2 separate regions of the Homo sapiens genome follow, and region 1 is linked to region 2. The links are chromatin contacts, found by Hi-C or POLR2A ChIA-PET in ENCODE. All regions are on one chromosome and are shown on one strand. The core of a region is the stretch at or near the end of the contact, and the rest is flanking DNA. Distances in the headings are between cores, read along the strand shown. Region 1 overlaps SV2C (synaptic vesicle glycoprotein 2C). Region 2 overlaps F2R (coagulation factor II thrombin receptor).

What was found. A loop is a pair of places that touch in the nucleus more often than their neighbours do. ChIA-PET counts read pairs that join two places held with the same protein, here RNA polymerase II (POLR2A). Pooled maps may share reads with other maps.
Region 1: a loop to region 2 is called in a pooled map, with 2.7 times the contacts of the local background. The contact joins two enhancer-like sites. A Hi-C loop is called at or near these places in 1 of 37 single-sample maps with no recorded cell type and 4 of 50 pooled maps. POLR2A ChIA-PET finds 5 or more read pairs at or near these places in 1 of 52 experiments (activated CD8-positive, alpha-beta memory T cell).

Annotation. Positions count from the first base shown.
Region 1 is chr5:76,301,210-76,308,919 of GRCh38, forward strand. SV2C (synaptic vesicle glycoprotein 2C) reads left to right here. Exons shown (of 13, transcript NM_014979.4): 12 at 177-336. All of the region lies in intron 1 of SV2C-AS2 (SV2C antisense RNA 2), which reads right to left. Among named protein-coding and RNA genes, the nearest start is that of SV2C-AS2, 6.6 kb to the right of the region's middle. Within about 2 kb of position 2,807, at least 4 of the 41 ENCODE cell types and tissues checked have a DNase peak (open chromatin) inside an H3K27ac peak, as active enhancers do.
Region 2 is chr5:76,735,653-76,742,263 of GRCh38, forward strand. It overlaps F2R (coagulation factor II thrombin receptor), which reads left to right. Exons shown (of 2, transcript NM_001992.5): 2 at 1-118. Among named protein-coding and RNA genes, the nearest start is that of F2R, 23 kb to the left of the region's middle. RefSeq lists enhancers at 3,268-3,597, 3,698-3,767, 5,901-5,980. Within about 2 kb of position 3,897, at least 15 of the 41 ENCODE cell types and tissues checked have a DNase peak (open chromatin) inside an H3K27ac peak, as active enhancers do.

The sequences.
Region 1 (7,710 bases), core at 1,557-4,056, 440 kb before region 2:
CAGAGGCAGTTAGAGCCTTTCATTCAGGTGAATGCACCAGTTCTTGAGCTTTATGGAGCCCATCCTGCAGCTTCCACTTAGAATTCAGTTTTCTTGAGCAATCCCAAGGACCCAAGGGTTCTTGCTTTACTAAGATGACAGGAAACATTCCAGCCTTTTGTCTGCATTGTTGGCAGGTGGCTCTATGGTGCTTTCGGGGATCAGCTGTTTCTTCCTTTGGTTCGGCACCAGTGAATCCATGATGATAGGCATGCTGTGTCTGTACAATGGATTGACCATCTCAGCCTGGAACTCTCTTGACGTGGTCACTGTGGAACTGTACCCCACAGACCGGAGGTATGTTGAAATGGGCCTCTAGTAAGAGGCACTCTAAGCCCTGTGAGACCACTGAAAAATTATTTTAAAACAACCCAAACTGGCTGGGCACGGTAGCTTATGCCTGTAATCCCAGTACTTTGGAAGGCCAAGGTGGGTGGATCACCTGTGGTCAGGAGTTCGAGACCAGCCTGGCCAATATGGTGAAACCTCGTCTCTACTTAAAATACAAAAATTAGCCGGGTGTGGTGCCAGGTGCCTGTAATCCCAGTTACTCAGGAGGCTGAGGCAGGAGAATCACTTGAACCCAGGAGGCAGAGGTTGTGGTGAGCCAAGATCACACCACTGCACTCCAGCCTGGGCAACAGAGTGAGACACCATCTCAAAAAAAAAAAAAAAAAAAAAAGCCAAACTGTCACTTCCCCAGGAAAGTAAAAATCCAAAAATATCTGGCTTCACAAAGTTGTAGGTTCCACTCATATCTTTTAAAAAGAAAATATAGGGGAACATATGTGCTAGAAGGAATTAATAGGGCAATGAAGCCAGTGAAGGAATTTAAGTGTGTCCTTAACTTAGTTTGTAGGCTAACAATATGAGGAAGCTGTAATGAAGCAGTGAGGATTAGAGTTTAATAGCCTATCTTAGCCCACATTTTAAGTGGCTAACCAGTCCTTAGAGGGTCGTTTCCTTAGGTTTGCAGATGTGTCTGCATGAGCTCTGCATTAAGCAACCACAAAGAGGTATCTAGAACATATCTCTTGACCTTCCTGGTTTGTTGGAGGAAAGCCAAACACATTTCTAGTTATAAAAAACAATTGTGCTGGGCCTAGTGGGACATGCCTGTAATCCCAGCAATTTGGGAGGCCGAGGCGGGCAGATCACCTGAGGTCAGGAGTTTGAGACCAGCCTGGCCAACATGGTGAAACCCCGTCTCTACTAAAAATACAAAAAAAAACCTAGCCAGGCATGGCGGCGGGTGCCTGTAATCCCAGCTACTCAGGAGGCTAAGGCACGAGAATGGCTTGAACCTGGGAGGCGGAGGTTGCAGTTAGCCAAGATCATGCCACTGCACTCCAGTCTGGACAACAAGAGTGAGACTCCATCTCAAAAAAAAAAAAAAAAAAAAAAAATTGCTCCCAATATGGAAACACAGAGACTCATATCAGAGAAAGGGCTAGGGCTTTTGGGTATAGCTTCAGCAGCTTGAATAGCTAAATTAAAATAAAAGAAGCTCTGCTTTACCATTTGATATGAGCTAAGACAAATGGACTTTGCCTTCATGTACCACTCCTGTGCTATGTTGCCATAGAAGTCCTCTGTGCCAGAGGGTGGAGTCAGTATTATCTGGACTTTGAAATGTAGGAGAGTTTTTTCCTAGAACTATGCCAAAACATTTGGGATATCAATTTGCAACTGATCTTGAGTGCTTCCTCTGGGCTCATTCCCTTTTTTTATTGACCCCAAAGAGGTGTATTCTGTGTGTGTCCTGTCCTGTCTCTAACTTATATTTCTTCTTCAACAACATCTATTACTGAGCTTGCAGAACCCTGTAGGTACCCCTCCATCCATCTCCCTGCAGAACATCTAACACTCAACCCTGGATGTCTGCTTATCAAATATTCTAGTTCAGACCCTCAGTGACCCACCTATTAAATATTTAGGCTCTGAAAGGAACCATACAATCTTTGTACGGCATCTCCTTCATTCATTCAACAAATGTTAATTCTCTGTCTTTGTGAACGAGGTCCTGCCAGAGTTGGTGCGGCCAAAAGCAAGATTAAGACTCTGCAGCTTCATTGAGCTTTCTTTCATCAACCTCTCATTCTGCAAACAGAGCTTAGATGTGGATTACACTATACGTTTAAAATGAACCCCTCAATTGCTTGAGCCCATTGTGCCACTGCACTCCAGCCTGAGCAGCAGAGAGAACCTGTCTCAAAAAATAAATAATAAAATAAAATAACCTCCTCAATGTTAAAGCAAGGCTAGGTCATAGCCTCCTTCCTTTTTCTTGTATACTATAAGAGTGTGATACTGTTTTAGGAGAATCAGCTGCTTATCCCTCTGCCATAAGGAATAGAAGGATGAGTATTCACCTAGGACAAAAATCTGGCTTAAAAAAAAAAGACCCTCATAAATTGAAATTGGTCAGGTCCTTCCTGTGAGAAGTACAGACCTACGGTGTTTCTGTTGTCAGAAAGGTTAAATATCAATTGAAATAAAAACAAATGTTGCTTATTTGTATTAATTCAGGTCCTCCATGAAGCAGATGTCAGGATGGGATTAAACATGCAAAAATGTTATTAGAGGAAATGACTGTGAGAGAAGATGGAGAGGGAGTGAAGTATGGGAGAGCTGCAATGCAACTCTAAGCCTGAGCGAAGGAGGGAGGAAGGAGTATTTGGGTGGAATCTCCCAGACTATCCAGTAATCTAAGGAAGGTTTGGCAAGGCTGTTGGAGACCCAGGGATCATGACAACATCAGCCTCAGAGGAGTCCTGTGTGACTCAGGAAGCAGCCTGCAGTAATAGTCCTGTCAGGTCCAGTCATTGTCTGGGAGCAGCATGTGGGAAAACACCTCTGTGCACACCAGCACGATAACACAAAGGTCTGCCAGGTGCATTCTCACCGCGGTCACGCTGTTGCTGGCAGACGCTCTCCAGCACTTAAGTAGATGTCATCAGATAATCACAGGAAGTCATTTCCTTTGGTGATCTAGAAGATGACTTGTGCTCCAGAGCAGCGTGACCATGGCCATGGTAAATTCGCTAGTATGAGCTAATTAGTGAGTATCTGAAAATATTTCAGGCTAAAACCTCTTCCACCATTTCCATGTTTCTCTGGGTTGCATTAGGAGGTCTCCACTGATCTCTAACTCAGCTATTAGAGGAAAATCCCAACCAGTTGAGACACTCTATAGCTTCATCTCCCCATGGAGGCAGGATAGAATACAAGAATACAGGAATAGAACACAAAAATTCTGGCTAGAGGCTTTACTTCATTCTCTTGTGTTGCTCTAACAAAGTACCTGAGACTAAGTAATTTATAAAGAAGAGAAATTCATTTTCTCACAGTTCTGGAGGCTGGCAAGTTCAAGATCAAGGCAGGTTTGGTGTCTTGGGTGAGAGCTACTGTCTGCTTCCAGATGTTGCTGAGTCCTTCAGAGGAGACGAACACTGTGTCCTCACATGGTGGAAGGCAGAAGGGCAGGAAGGGCCAAACACTGTGTGAAGCCTCTTTTATGAGGGCCTTAATCCCATTCACCAGGGAGAAGCCCTCATGACCTAATCATCTCCTAAAGGCCCCCCTCTCTTAATACTGGGATTTGTATTGGTTTGTTCTTGCATTCCTATAAAGAAATACCTGAGACTGGGTAATTTATAAGAAAAGAGGTTTAATTGGCTCATGGTTCTGCAGACTATACAGGAAGCATAGGAAGCATAGTGGCATCTGCTTCTGGGGAGGCCTCAGGAAGCTTCCAATCATGGCAGAAGGTAAAGGGGGAGCAGGCACATCACATGTAAAGAGCAGGAGCAAGAGAGCTCAAGGGGAGGTGCCACACACTTTCAAACAACCATAGCTCACAGGAACTCACTCACCATTGCGAGGACAGTACCAAGGGCACAGTGCTAAACCATTCATGAGAAATCTGCCCCCATAATTCAATCATCTCCCACCAGGCCCCATCTCTGACACTGGGGATTACATTCTAACATGAGATTTGGGTGGGGCACACATCCAATCTCTATTAGGATTACATTTGCATTTACTGTGAAAACACTAATGAGGACGTTGTTCATTATAGGACACATCTTCTTCTACTCAGAGTCTACCATGAAGACTGAACATCTCAGGGGTGGGTTCTAGGAATCATTTTGTATTCCTCCACCCATGCTTTGAGAAGCTGTTATGTGTCCTCACTTCATATGATAAAAATTGTGTAATTCTTCACATTTCCTTCTCTGTTGTGCAATCAGGAAGCAGAGAGCCTGTGTCTCTGCTAAATCTGCATAGTCCAGATACTTGTTTCACTCTTCCTTATCTTGATTTGCCCCCTCTTATGCCCATTTTATTAATTTTGTGTCTTTTATAAGTTATCCTACCTAGATCGTTTGATAAAGAGGCAGGAAATTTTGGAATTAAATCTAGATGTACTTACTGAATAGCACTTTTCTGTGCCAAAAAAAATGAAACAACCATTTTTCCATTCTGTAAATGCCATCAACATCCTCCTTTCTTCAAAACCTCAGTATCAAAAATGAGCATAACAATTGCAGTCTTAAACAGATGCATGGTGACATTCTAGCTTTTTCCCCAGATTAGAGAGCACTTACACACTGACTGGGACATGATGATTTAAGGGACACAAAAAGAGGTGGGAGGGGACTGAACATTCCAACCCTCTGGACATATGGTTGGTTTTTCTGGAGACCAGCCCAATCCAGAAGCTATCTAGGATCCCCTCAGCCAAGAGTCATCTCATTAGCCTACAAAAGACACTCTTTTGGTGGAGCAGGGGGAAGGATGGGGTCTCCCTCTGTTGCCCAGAGCTACAATCTGTAACCAGAGCTGGAATGCAGTGATTCAATCATAGCTCACTACAGCCTCAAACTCCTGCGCTCAAGTGATCCTCCCCCATCAGCTTACAAAGTAGCTGGAACTACAGATGTGTATCACCATGCCAGGCTAATTTATTTTATTTTTTTTTATTTTAAGAGATGGGGTCTCACTGTGTTGCCCAGGCTGGTCTCAAACTCCTGGCCTCAAGCAATTCTTCTGCCCCAGCCTCTGAAGTAGCTGGTATTATAGGTATGACCCATTGTGCCAGGCTCCAAAAGATACTCTTATCCAAGGGTTTTAGGAGCTCAATGCCGGGAACTGGGGATGAAGACCAAATACTTATTCTTTACTTATACCTTATATTTAAGGCTGGAGATTATTACTAAAGTGCAATTTATTATCCAGAGGATTTAGCTATGCAAAAGGTGGGAAACTGTACCCCTGGACAGCAAATCAAAAACAAATCTACATTCCCTAAAACCTTAGCTGCTAGTTATAAGCATGACCTCAAAACCAGAAACCATCAGGGAGAAGGTTAAAAGAATTCTCTGGGTAAAACAAAATGTGAATTCCACACAGCAAAAAATACCATAGGCACATATAAATGATAAATTGAGGGCAGGAGGGGGTTGAAACAGAAATGAATTAATAACCTGAATATATAAATTGGAAATTCATAAAGAAATGTCAACAAACACTTAGCATATAAAAATGCTCAGCTTCACTAATAGTAAAAATTAATTACAAATTAAAGCAATTATGACATTTAGCTTTCTCCTATTATTCAGAGAAGACAATATTTAAAAGATAGATAAGATCCAGTGTTCTCTGGGGCAAGTGAGGGGTTACTGCTGAGTCTGTTGTGGGAATTCTGAAAACAGATACCACATTTGTAGAGGGGGATGATCTACAGTCTTAAGTATTTTTTCCCAATAGGAATAAACTATTGATTCCTCTGGTTGCTTTTCAGGTTTTTTCTTTGCCTGCCATGGATTTCTTTGGGTTTACTATGTTTGGGGTTTGCTCAGCTTCTTGAATCTGTAGGTTTACAGCTTTTGCCAAATTTATGAGGTTTTCAGCCATTATTTATTTTGTCAAAAAACAAAATTACAACAAATTTAGTGTAAAGAGCTAGTTGACTTTTATCTGCTATTCTAGAAGCAGGCAACACCTCACTCTATAAAATGGGGTGAGTGCTCTAATGAGCTGAGCAGAGAAAGTTGGCTTCATAGGCAGAAAAGCTCTAAAGAGAGCAGATACAGAGAACAAAAAGCAGATAGCCCTTTCAAAGTCCCTTTCTGTAAAGGGCTAAAACAGAGGGGACTTCCTTATTATGCTCATTTGGGTTGGCCGGAATCACCTGTTTTTTGGAAAACTGGCTCTTTTCAAAGTTCAATTTGATTAGGTGGCACTTAGCCTGAGTGACTCCATTCTGCTTAGGACTGGTCTGCTGTGGCCTAGGTGCAGGAGACTAGCCCAAAACAATGGCCTCCCGTAAAATTTAACTATTTGAATACTTTTTCAGTGCTGCCCTTTTTCTCTTCTGCCTGAACTCCAGCAACATAAATATTAGATCTTTTGTTATAGTTCCGCAGGTCCCTGATTTAGTTTGTTTTCTCTGTTCTTCACTTTAGATAGTTTCCATTGTTCTGTCTTCCAGTTCACTGGTTCTTTCCTCTGTCTCCTCCATTCTGCTGTTGAGCCCAACCACTAAGCTTTTTATTTTGGTTATCATATTTTTCAGTTCTAAAATTTTCATTTAGTTCTTCTTTATTTCTTCTACTTCTTTGCTAGGGCTTTCTATTTTTTCCATTTTTGCCGTGATGCTTTCTAAATTTCATGTGTTTCAAGTGTGTTCATAGTTGCTCATTGAAGCCTTATTATGGCTGCTTTAAAATATTCATCAGATAATTCTAACATCTCTGTCATATCAGTGTTGCCATCTATTGATTGTCTTTTTTCATTCTGTTTGAAATCTTCCTGTTTATTTGTATGACAAACAGTTTCTGATTGGAAGCAGTCATTTACATATTATGTTATGAGAATTTGGATCTTATTTAAGCCTTTTGCTTGAATTGGCTTTCTGTGACTCCTCTCTGGCAAGCGAAAGGGAGGCATTGCCTTATTATTACCAGGTGGACGTAGAAGTCCAGGTACTCCACTTAAGCTCCAGTGACACCCAAGAGTGGGCATTCTCATTACTGCTGGGAGTCCACACTCCCTTCCTGATCATGGATACCATGGGAGGGAGGGAAGGAGGAGCTCATTACCACCCAGCAGGGATGAAAGTCCCAGCTCCTTACTTACCCTTCTCTGATGGCATCCCAATGGTAGTGTTGACAGGTCTTCTTAGTTTCACAAGGGTGGAAGTCTAGGCTACCACCAGACCTTTGCTGATGTAGCTGGCAGTTGAGCTACAATTTTTTCCTGGTGTTTGGTCTGAGGAGAGAGGTTATTATCTAAAAGTTTTCTATCTTGCTAGACTGCCGTTTTCCTGGTCCTTGGGCTAGAGAGAGCAGGCTTTGGTTGTGGCTTTTCTTTTTCTGTGCCTATTGGCATTTCTGGGTTGGCAACTTGTTCGATTCCAAGTCTGAGATCTATGGAGCAGAAGGCAAACGCAGGGAACTCCCCATCCCCAAGCTCCCTAGCAGTTCTGCCTTTTTCCTCTTTCAGTCTTGTTCTGTTTGTTTTATATATAATGTGCAGGATATTTTGTTGTACTTATCAAGAAGAATAAGAAAAGTATATCTATTCCATCTCGGTGTGAATTTTAATACTGTTTGTTTATTTACTCAACAACTATTTTTTTGAGCACCTATGATACAACCGTGAGTA
Region 2 (6,611 bases), core at 2,647-5,146:
AGTCTGTATATATTAAAATATGATATCATTAATGTACTTACAAAATAGTATGTCACTGTTTTTATGTTCATTCTTAAAAACATAACCTGTATTAATAAATGTGAACATTTGCTTGGTATCTCTTTGGAACAAATTAGTATTATATCTTTCTGGTCCTGGCACACTTTAAGGGTTTAACTGAAGAGCATTTAATGAAGAGGTGATTTACAAAGGTGTAGACAGGGTTAAGGGAACCAACGGGGACTGGTGAAGCACCCCCCAGAGACTAGCAATCAGGGGAAGCCATTACTGCCAAGGCCCAGGTACAGGAGGGAACACACTGACGCCTCTCCCTCACCCTCTGATCTCTTGGGAGGCCTCCCCTTGATCCTAATCTTAACCCAATACCCAGAGTGAAGTAGTCCATAAAGATCAGCTTCCTTTGCCGTGGAGAAGGGATCTGGAAGAACAAATGCAAGGAAAAAATAAAACAAACAGCACCATTTCTGCCAAAGACATTGAGTGATTAGCTCTCTCTCTCTCTCTCAATCCCTTCTTAAGAAAATTTAAGCTTATTGAGAATATATTCAAATTTCTGAGTTATAGACATCATGGGTAGTGTCTGCAGTTCTTCCCTAGTGAGAGAGAAATTAAATGTCAGAGCAGAAAGGAAATCCGTAAAATGGCTGTGCTGTCTTCTCTGGCTGAATGACAGTCCTTTGCTGTCTAGCACTCCCTCAGGCAGAAGGGAGGAGGGGAAATTTAAAGCAAAATGACTAGTACTTCTCAAGGTTGAAAATAAAAAAATTTTTGATAAATTATTTCTAGAGTCATAGTCAATGAAAAAATTATTTCAACTAAACAAGGATTTTGTTAACATACAGAATTTTTATAAGTTAACACACAAGCTTTTTAAGTTTCTAAGGCCTGGACTTTTCACGTGTGTTTCAAGGAATAGATTGAGTTCAAAAAACCTTAAATTTTGCTAACACAAAAATTTTTTTTGTCCAGGCATGGTGGCTCACGCCTATAATGCCAACACTTTGGGAGACTGAGGCCAGAGGATCATTTCAGACCAGGAGGTTGAGACCAGCCTGAGCAACATAGTGAGACGCCATCTCAATTAAAAAATAAATAAATAATTAACCTGGCACGATGGCATGCCTGTGGTCCCAGCTACTCAGGAGGCTGAGGTGGGAGGATCGTCTGAGCCCAAGAGGTTGAGGCTGCAGCGAGCCATGATTGCACCACTGCAGTCCAGCCTGGGCAACAGAGTGAGACCATGTATCCAAAAAAAAAAAATGTTTTTTCCACCAAGCTAAAAATAGCATTTTTAAGGAAATGGAATGCTTGGCTATTGAATATACACTTGGAAAATTTTAGGTTATACTTCTGAATTTAAGAAATTTTAAAAACTGTTTGCCGTTGGCATGTCTTTGAGGAAGTTGAGCTACAGAAGCAAGTGGAAAAGGTTAAGCAGCATTGATGACCAAGCTATTTAAGTTTCTGGGGCCTGGACCATCCATTAGCAGCTTATCTTCAGCCAGGTGCTGTCGTGAAAATTAAGGGGAAAAACAGTTCACCAATGGTAATTTCCTGGCATAATTAGCCTGTTATGTGGCTATGCCTTTTGAAACTACTAGACCAAATGTGTGTGAAGAGTAATTGACCACAGGATAAACCTAATTGTGTTTTGTGAAGGAGGTGTGGTTAAGTGAGCTGCAATGTGAGAAGAGAGGAGAAATTCTCTAATGCAATTATTCTCAGAGTTCCTGAGACTCTCAGGAGATCTGCAAGGTCAAACTCTCTTCAAATACCAAGATATTATTTGCCTTTTTTGGTCTGTTTCTCTCATAAGTGGACAGATGAGTTTTCCAGAAGCTACACAACATGTGAAAGTGCAACAGATTGAATGCAGAAGCAGAGACGAAAATCTGACTGTCTCCTATTACACCAGTCATTAAAGAGATTGCAAAAATGTAAAACAATGCAACTCTCCTCCTTAAATTATTGTTTTGGGAAAAAATTTTGAAAAATATAGTATTTATTTTAACATGTAATGGGCTTATTGTCATTTTTAGCTGAAATAGATATTTTCAAAAGTTCTCCATTTTAATGTCTAATATGGAAAATATCAGTAGATAAAATCATTGGCAGCAGGGTGCAGTAGCTCACACCTGTAATACCAACACTTTGGGAGGCCAAGCCAGGCGGATCACGAGGCCAGGAGTTCGAGACCAGCCTGGGCAACATAGGTAAACCCCATCTCTACTAAAAATAAAAAACTTAGCTGGGTGTGGTGGTGCACATCTGTAATCCCAGCTACTTGGGAGGCTGAGGCACGAGAATCACTTGAGCCTGGGAGGCGAGGGTTACAGTGAGTCAAGATGGCATCACTGCACTCCAGCCTGGACGACAGAGCAGAGCAAGGCTGTCTCAAAAAATGAAAAAGAAAAAAAGTCAGTGATGTGCTGCTAAGCAGGATCTCCACAAAAAGAAAAAAAGCCTGATCTGGCAAACTAGCATTTGCCAATTTTGATGGTGTGAATACTCCCTTCTTTTCCAGTTTCAAGCTCCCAACTGTTTAACAGTTGGCTTGACAAATTTCCTGAATATTGAATTCTTGTGAGCAGGTACAAGTTGACTCCAGCACACCAATGGATGCAACCCACATAAACAAAGGCTCTTTGCTGGTCCTCAATAATTTTAAGTGTATTAAGGTGTTCTGAGCAAAAGAAGTTTGAAAACCACTGCCCTTATCCAAGATGTCCCAACTTTATTGACTTGAAGAAAACAGATAAACTGGTAATTATTATAAAAGCATAAAAGCAAACAGGGGTAAAGAGTTGGCTTAGAGCTGCAGGCACCACTCTGGGTTTCTGGCTGTTTCAGAGCTGAGGGGTTCCAAGTCTTGGAGCAAGAAACTGATTCAACATCCAGGCTCAGTGGCTCACGCCTATTATCCCAGCACTTTGGAAGGCTAAGGCGGATGAATGGTTTGAGCCCAGGAGTTCGAGACCAGCCTAGGCAAAATGGCAAAACCCCGTCTCTACGAAAAATACAAAAATTAGCCGAGCGTGATGGCTCATGCCTGTAGTTCCAGCTACTTGGGAGGCTAAGGTGGGAGGATGGCTTGAGCCTGGGAGGCGGAGGTTGCAATGAGCCAAGATGGTGCCACTACACTTCAGCCTGGGTGACAGAGTGAGACCCTGTCACAAAAAGAAAAGAAAAGATACTGATTCACGTCATCAGGTATGGTGTGGTCCACAGAACAGGAAGCTCTGTGTGAGGTCTGATTTTCAGCCACCTGCTGTGTAAAGGAAAGAGAGAGGTGCTTGCTGAGCAAAGTTTCAGACCAGAAGACCAAGAGACAATTCAGAACAGCAGCAGATTCTACCCATGGTGGCATTCCTGTAAAGTGAAACTCAAGCGCCAAGTTTGTTGTCATGGGGACTGTTGATTGCATGCTAGTCTTATGGAAACACACGGAAAACCAGAGGTCAAATTCAGTAGCATCTCAGAATTCAGATAACACAGCATGTACAGTTTCAACCCAGCAGGCTGTGTGTTTATCACTTCAGGAAATGACTCATAAGCAGTAAGGAGATGAGCTTTGAAAGCTGCATCTGGCCAGGGCACGGTGGCTCACCGCTGTAATCCCAGCACTTTAGTGAGGCCGAGGCGGGTGGATCACCTGAGGTCGGGAGTTTGAGACCAGCCTGGCCAACATGTGAAACCCTGTCTCTACTAAAAATACAAAAATTAGCCAGATGTGGTGGCACACACCTGTAATCCCAGCTACTCAGGAGGCTGAGGCAGGAGAATTGCTTGAACCCAGGAGGCAGAGGTTGCAGTGAGCCGAGATTGTGCCATCCAGCCTGGATGACAAGAGCGAAACTCCATCTCAAAAAAAAAAAAAAGAAAAGAAAGCTGCATCTATAGTAGCCTGCATGGTGGCAGGGCCAGTCTGGCTGTTTTGCCTATCTTAATGACTACATCTGCAGGTCATTTTGGTGTGCTGCTATGCGACCCATCCAAGGAAGTGAAAACACCACGAAGGGTGGGCTGTCCAATACTGAGATGCATTCGTGAGCAAAACCATAATCATTTGATATCTATTTTTGTTGTTTTGTTTCCTATCCTGGGATATCTAGTTGCTCTTGAAACTAGCTGACACATATTTTAAAAAAAACAAGACAAATAATATATTCCCATCCTCCAGAAGCTAACTGGCTTTGGGATTTAATCCTAATACTTAATGTTTAGTTAGGAAGCACAAAATTTGAAGACCTCAGATTTAGAATTTTATCAGCTCTGCCTTGTAACAAGTTTTAGAAACTAAATCAGTTGGCCAGGCCTGGTGGCTCATGCCTGTAATCCTAGCTTTTTGGGAAGCCAAGGCGGGCGGATCACCTGAGGTCAGCAGTTCGAGACCAGGCTGGCCAACATGGTGAAACCCTGTCTCTACTAAAAATACAAAAATTAGTCAGACATGGTGGCACGTGCCTGTAATCCAGCTACCCGGGTGGCTGAGGCAGGAGAATTGCTGGAACCCGGGAGGCAGACGCTGCACTGAGCCGAGATGGCACCACTGCACTCCAGCCTGGGCAACAGAACGAGACTCTGTCTCAAAAAAAAAAAAAAAAGAAAAGAAAGAAAGAAAAGAAAAGAAACTAAATCAGTTCTCAACTCTGGTTGCGCATAGAATCACTGGAGAGCTTCTAAACAATTCCAGTGCCAATCTCTGGGGGCGAGGCCTGGACATTGATATTGTTTTCAAGCTCCTCAGAAGATTCTGATGTGTAAACCAGGGTTGATACTAAGAAAAGAAAAATCCCTCAGCAGTCTGAGCTATGTGAGGTGTGCAAAATTTATTAGGCCCAGAGAGACGGGAGTAGAGGACTTCAGTCACACCCCCGGCACATACCCTCCCCCTACCCACCACCCCCCATGCCTGTGGGCAATTATTTAAAGTCATTTTGTTCCTGGTGGTGTGGTAGCTCATGCCTGTCATCCCAACACTTTGGGAGGCCGAGGCGAGAGGATCCCTTGAGGTCAGGAGTTTGAGACCAGACTGGTCAACATGGTGGAACCCCTACACTCCTAAAAATACAAAAATTAGCCAGGCATGGCAGCATGCTCATGAAATCCCAGCTACTCGGGGGGCTGAGGCAGGAGAATTGTTTGAACCCAGGAGGCCAGAAGGTAGAGGTTGCAGTGAGTCAAGATGGCGCCACTCCAGCCTGGGCAACGGAGAGAGACTCCATCTCAAAAAAAAAAAAGGCATTTTGTTCCTGACTAGCTACATTCCCTGTTATCTTCATGTTCCTGGAATCTGTGATACAAAGAACAATGTGTATCCAATCAACAGCTTATGTTATTTTAATGTAAATTTTGATAAACAACTTAGGAACTGCCTCTTTTCCTTTATAAACATTCACATGCAACTGCTGCTAATCAGATTGTATATTCAGGACAACTTGAATATACACTTCAATATACACTGGGTTGCAGTCCTCAAGCTTGGCCCAAATAAACTCTCTACTTATATTAATTTTGACTCAGCTTCTTCCTTTTAGATCAACAATACCACTGTTTTTGAAAAGTGCTTCTTAGCTTATATACTGCTGGTGGGAATGTAAAGTATTAGTTCAGCCATTGTGGAAAGCAGTGTGGTGATTTCTCAAATAATTTAAAACAGAATTATCATTCAACCCAGCAGTCCCATTATTGGGTATATACCCAAAGGAATAGAAATCATTCTACCATAAAGACATCTGCGCACAGGTGTTCACTGCAGCACTATTCACAATAGCAAAGCTATGGAATCAACCTAAATGCCCACCAATGATAGACTGGATAAAGAAAATGTGGTACATATACCCCATGGAATACGATGCAGCCGTAAAAAAGAACAAGATCACGTTCTTTGCAGCAACATGGATAGAGCTGGAGGCCATTATCCTAAGCCAACTAATGCAGAAACAGAAAACCAAATACCACATGTTCTCACTTATAAGTGAAACTAAACATTGAGTACACATGGACACAAAGAGGAGAACAACAGATACCAGGGCCTACTTGAGGGTGGAGGATGAGAGGGAGAGGACTGAAAAACCACCTATCGAGTACTATGCTTACTACCAGGGTGATGAAATAATCTGTACACCAAACCCCCAAGACACACAATTTACTTATATAACAAACCTGCACATGTACCCCTGAACCTAAAGTAAAAGTTTTTTAAAAAAGAAAAGAAAATAGTGTTTCTTGGCCAGGTGCAGTGGCTCACATCTGTAATCCCAGCACTTTGGGAGGTGAAGACAGGAGGATTGCTTGATGCCAGGAGTTTGAGAGTTTGAGACCAGCCTGAGCAACATAGCAAGACCCTGCTAAAACAAATGTAAGAATTAGCTGGGTGTGGTGGCACACGCCTGTAGTCCCAGCTACTCAGGAGGCTGAGACAGGAGGATCCTTTGAGCCTAGGAGTTCAAAGTTACAGTGAGCTGTGATCTGTCTGCTTCTCAAACTTTAACCTGCATACAAATTACCAGAGTCTGCTGCAACTGGTCCGAGGCTGGGTCTGCCTGTGTAACAACTTCCCAGGTAAAGTTAAAGTTGCTCCTTTTGGA